Regions from separate parts of the Homo sapiens genome. Here region 1 is linked to region 2. Evidence: chromatin contacts called from ENCODE Hi-C or POLR2A ChIA-PET data. All regions are on one chromosome and are shown on one strand. The core of a region is the stretch at or near the end of the contact, and the rest is flanking DNA. Distances in the headings are between cores, read along the strand shown.

Evidence for each region. Hi-C counts contacts between places; a loop is a spot of excess contacts on that map. ChIA-PET counts read pairs that join two places held with the same protein, here RNA polymerase II (POLR2A). Pooled maps may share reads with other maps.
Region 1: a loop to region 2 is called in a map of OCI-LY7, with 2.4 times the contacts of the local background. The contact joins two enhancer-like sites. A Hi-C loop is called at or near these places in 4 of 168 maps with a recorded cell type or tissue (HepG2, IMR-90, OCI-LY7 and 1 more), 1 of 37 single-sample maps with no recorded cell type and 3 of 50 pooled maps. POLR2A ChIA-PET finds 5 or more read pairs at or near these places in 1 of 52 experiments (PC-9).

The regions. Positions count from the first base shown.
Region 1 is chr2:19,120,049-19,122,748 of GRCh38, forward strand. No RefSeq gene overlaps it. Among named protein-coding and RNA genes, the nearest start is that of LINC01376, 94 kb to the left of the region's middle. Within about 2 kb of position 1,428, at least 5 of the 41 ENCODE cell types and tissues checked have a DNase peak (open chromatin) inside an H3K27ac peak, as active enhancers do.
Region 2 is chr2:18,888,835-18,891,534 of GRCh38, forward strand. All of the region lies in intron 4 of LOC105373456 (a long non-coding RNA gene), which reads left to right. Among named protein-coding and RNA genes, the nearest start is that of LINC01376, 140 kb to the right of the region's middle. Within about 2 kb of position 1,286, at least 2 of the 41 ENCODE cell types and tissues checked have a DNase peak (open chromatin) inside an H3K27ac peak, as active enhancers do.

The DNA.
Region 1 (2,700 bases), core at 178-2,677, 230 kb after region 2:
TGAGACACATCTCCCTAATCTGATATCCAACCAATGACCAAATTCCTAATGACTCTTGCACCAGCCCCACCTTCATCCCCATTGCCATTGCCCACCTGGCAGCTACTGCTGTTCCGAAGAGGCCTGAGGGGCACAGTTACTAAGATTATGTTTGAAAATATTTCATAGGAGTCCAAAATCACAATGCCATCCTAAAACAAATGTTTATTAACCAGCTATTCCATCAGGCTGGTTGAGAAAGAGCGTGTTATACATACATCTCATGATTTATTCTTCAGAGCAAACTTATCTGGAAGAGGGAACAGAAACTCAAAGAAGTTGTCTAAGGTCCAGTACCAGTATTGTCAGAGCAGCGAATTGTCATCCACCAGATATCATTGTATTCTTCTGTTTCAGCTCCTCTCATACAGCGTTTGCCTATGAGTATAGTGTTTGTCTCACTTTATGAGTCCTCTTCACTCGGTGGTGATCATGTGGAGGACAGAATCGTGGAGGACAGAATCATGGCAGATAGTGCTTGAAACCCCTAGAGTAACCCCAAAAGATCTGGGCACAGAGCTTTTGAAAACTTGATTTTAAAAAGAATTTAATATTTGTACTAAATATATACATATTGATCAGTATCTGAATATGTTAATTTCTACATGCACCATTTGCCCAATATTTCATTTCTGATTTAGAAATTTTAGAAAGCACAATATGTGTGCATCTTTAGAAGTATAATTGTAGTCAGCACAATGTAAATTTTTGAAGAGTAAAAACATTTATACTTCAGGAACACAGTATCCCTGGGCAGAGACAAAAGGTACTTACATATATGCCAACTGACAAATGGAAAAATAAGGTCACCAAAGAAACTGTTACAATGGGAATCTTGTGTTTCTGATGTACATGTTCAGTTGGAGACATGAAATTTTCAAGAATCTCCGTCTACAGGAATGATGCCAGCTCTTCTCTCCTGCACATCCTCTCTGTGGATTAATCATCAGGCCCTGGTAACCACAATGTGACCACTATGTGAGGCGCCTTCTTCCCCAAAACAATGAAGTTCTGTCCGATTGTCTTTGGGAGGCATTTACAGCTCGAGGACATTGCTCTGTTTCATTGAAAGTACTCAGCGCTAGCGTCTTGGGACATGGCTGGAAGGGGTGTTGAGCCCGATTGGGTAATAACAGATGTTTCAGTGGGACACTGAGACATTCATACTGCAGGGCACCCAGCAGGGACACATTTTGAAAGGTGAGGAAAAGAAGAGGGAGCTTCACAGAGCATAGTGTGAGCATGCAGACCTATTACTCTGATACAGCCATGAGTGTCACAATCCCAAGTCCCCAGTGGGGTCTTCCCTATATAAAGGCTACATGAGGGAAAGAAGTCCAACTGCTAGATCTTCAACTCTGTTTCAATAACTGAGGAGATAAAATAGTTTCTGTTCATCTGGCTGCATAGGGTTCTGGAATGCAGTAGCTCTGCCCGAGGGGTCACTGCAGAGCACACAGAGGAACATTGTCATTCCCAGAAGAATGTGGCAGCCGCCCTGCACAGTAGGCTTGCCCCCCTCCACCCCCATATCTAAGAGCAGCAACCAAGAGTTCTTAAAATAATAAACAGCTGGCTGTGGGCTCGCTACACAAACTCCACAATTCCGGTACAATTCGACTTGACTGAACAGGTCTTAGACCACAGCACAGGAAACTCCAAGGTCCAAAGGCCTCCCACCCTTGCCCACCATGCCTGGGCACCCTTTAGAATGATTGTCCCAAAGCTTTGTGTCTGGGAGAGTCTCTTCTAGGAAGCAGCCAAGTGCAGAGGAATTCAAAGGCCTCTGTCTTGCTCTCTGTCTTCAGAGTATGGAACTACAAAGGTGGCCGGGGCTCTGAGTCTCTGCAGACCCTCAGAGCTGAAAGCAGAGACAACATCAGGGGAAGATGAGACAGAGCAGGAATCTAGATTCGGCTTATAGCAAAGACCCCTCTCCTGAACTTCTAGAGTGATACTGGGGCAAGCTGACAGTTACAGACTTATCTGCAGTCAGAAAAGCGAAAACAACAGAAGATGGGGAATCAAAGAAGCTGAAATTTGTTTCTGGCTCTGTCATCTGCAGATCATGTCACTCTGGATAGATTATTTAACTTTTCTGTGCCTCAGTTTTTCCATCTATAAAATGGGGATAATAGCAAACTTGTCCTGGGTGCCATGCCCATAGTAGATAACTAATAAATATGAATTATTTAATTAATTAGTGATTGAATGACTAGTACCTACCTCAAAGTTGCTTTGAGGATTAACTGAGGTTAATCTGTGACACTTGTTTCATAAATGGTAAGTCGTGCAGCATTCAGAAAGCACTGCAAAGAAACTGACCTCACTAAGAAGCCCTGAGAAGGGTTTCACAAAATGTGGGGTTTCACAAAATGAGAGCTGCTGAACATTCATTAAATGATATATTAACAGGTATTCAGCAGGGGAAAGTTTCCATGCAACAATATTCAAAACATTGTGAGATAAATTTAGATGGGTTTGGTCCTATATGACTTCTCAGGGTGTGTTGTAAATTTCCAAAAGAAATAAGATGCAGCTTTTTCTAAGCCCACTTGACTGTTGAATCCTTTTCACAAGGTTCTCAAGAAGTGGTGATACATTAGAAGACCCGGCTGGGGAAATGTACTTGTCTGTTCCCGCATTGCTCTAAAGAAATAC
Region 2 (2,700 bases), core at 36-2,535:
CTGAAGACAGCAATTAGACACATAACTAAAATACAAAGAAAGTACCTAATCACTAACTTGTAGAGTTATGTGGTTTAAATAAGAAAATTCCCTGGTAGGTAGAAAACTGCTAATATTAGCTGTTTTATTGATATTATTTTCTATCATCATCACCATCATCATCAGTGCAAGGAGGTAGTAACATAATTCTATGAATTGACAGAGGTGGAAGAATTTGATTTGCTGCTAGATTGATTCCATGGATATTGACAATGACCGCAAATATGGTCCTTGGATAAAGGATAGATAAAGGATAGGTCCTTGGAGAAAGGAAAATCATTAGTGGGCACACAGGGAGAACTGAAAGTGGAGAAGCAGGGATGTTTATTGCGCTGCTTTGTCAGGGTGCATTGTGGCAAAAAAAATCAAAACAAAACAAAACAAAAAACCTGTTTCAGTATTGGGGCCTATGCATTGACCTTTTGGTTCTGTCTTATTCTCTCTAATTAGCTCACTTCAACTTGGTGTGTTTTCTTTAGCATTGCATTTGGCATCAGCCTGGTCCCAGTATAACAATTTTGAGAGGATGAGAGACATGGATGGAAATAACCCCTCTAAAGTTACTATGACCTTCTCCCATAATGTATTGTAATGTGGTGGTAATGATAGGCACACTAGCTTCTGTACTTGAAGTTAAAAGAAAATTCAGTTCTGTTTTCTTTTCACCATCCACAAACTGTTATTTGTAATAACAGAGGGAAGAGTTTTCTATAGCTAGCCTGTCAGTGGTTCCAAACTGGAAATAACATCCAACCACTAACTGCTGTTTAATTTTTTTTTCTTTTTACTTTATTTCATGTGTAGCTATGTTTGCACAGCAGGGCGGCAAACATCTGAGGAAATGTCACTTGGAATAGCAAATAAGCTAGCAATGCCATTGTCTCTGCCTAAGGTTTTACCTTTGGTGTGTGTAGTTCTTATTTACTTTGGTGGGTTAATAGCCCCAGTTCACCAGAAAGACTTAATTTAAATAAAATGAAACCTGCGGGAAGATGAAAGGTGGCAAATGGCACTACTTGCCAAAATGTCAATTTCATGCTTGTGGTACTTTATTTCTCTAGAATGGGAAGCATTTCTAAGAGAAACCCATCACCAAGAGCATTGTTGGCTGCTGAATGACTGAGGGCAGAAGAAGGGAGTCCTGGTGAGAATTCAGCACAGGGCGGGGCCTGCAGAAGCCTAGATGCTCAGTGTATAATCTTTATATGTAACTAAACCCCAGACAGACTTCTTGTGTTTCTGAGGGATGCTCCTGTTTTCTCTCAGGGATTTCTATTTTGGGAGGTTGGCACAAAGAGACGTCAGTGGATGTTGGCAGAAACCATGTTTCTCTCCAGCTGCTCCAATGGAAATCAACATGTTACCGTGAGTCATATTTTTTCCTTTGCCAGTAGGGTTTTATACACCATCATCCCTACTCCAAGACATGCCTAGTGACCAGGAGCAGGAGGAATTCTTGGACCTCTGGGAGTTCATGGCCCTCTCCTTAAAGGAAGGGCCCAAACTCAAAGAAAAAGCTAGAGGTTAAGACAGAATCATACTACTTCCCTCCATAAAGTTGATAGTTTTCTCGTATCAGGGGCAGGATAGGGGCACAGATAATGGTATAGGGGTTCTTTTCTGGCACCTTGTGTCATATTATTTGCCCTTTTCCTCTCCAGCTAACTCCTTGTACCAGAGAGAAAAGCAAAGCATTTAAATTTATGAGTACTGATATAGTTCCAAGTCAGCATTTTAACTACTTTGCGTTTCAGTTTACACATCTGTAATACGTGAATAGTAACCACTTCCTCAGAATTGTTGAGAAGATGAAATTAGATAATTGAGTTTAGTGCATGTAAAATGTTCCCAGCAAAGTTCTGCTGGAGGTAAGCCTTTTTAGATCCAAGATTTTCAACCTAAGATTTACCTCCAGAAGTATTTTGCTGGGAAAATTTTACATGCACCAAACTCAACTGCTGTATTCATGATAGTAATATTTTTTCTTTTGTATAATACCTTTCTTCAAAGATACAACTAAGTATATAACAAAAATTCAACTCAGATATATTTCGTTACCCATCTTTCTTTATGCAAGCATGTACTTTCTTCCTATGATTTACTAGGCATAGGCATAGGCATAATGACATTTCAGAATTATGCTCGTTACCATGATGGCAACAAGGCTGGATGATGTAGCATTTAATCAGGCATAGTTCTGGCCTTTTAAACAGCTCACAGTCTGATAATATAATTTAATAAAACTATGTGTAATTCAAAATAAACTAGCCAGAGTAGGGTGGAGGGGAGTGGTGAAGTAGGATCAAATAGAGTTTTTGAAGGAGCTAGTCTTTTGGATGGGCCTTGAATTACTTGGGGGCAATACATGTAAATATGTAGATATAGGAAGGAGCATGGAGATTTTGGGGAGTAGGTAAGTGGCTGGATACACAGGGCATTTATTCTTTAGGTCTCTATTGAATTTTAGTGAGCATTCTCAATGAATGAGATCCATGAATTGAGACTCAATCAGAATTTTGAAATAGAAGGAATCAGTGAAAATGCCAAATCTCTAGTAGTCATTCTGAGTTACTTTACCAATCACCAGTGCTTGACTTAGACCAAAGGACACAGGTTAGCCTATGTCCCAGATAAGGAGGTTTTGCTAACCTTACGCAAGTT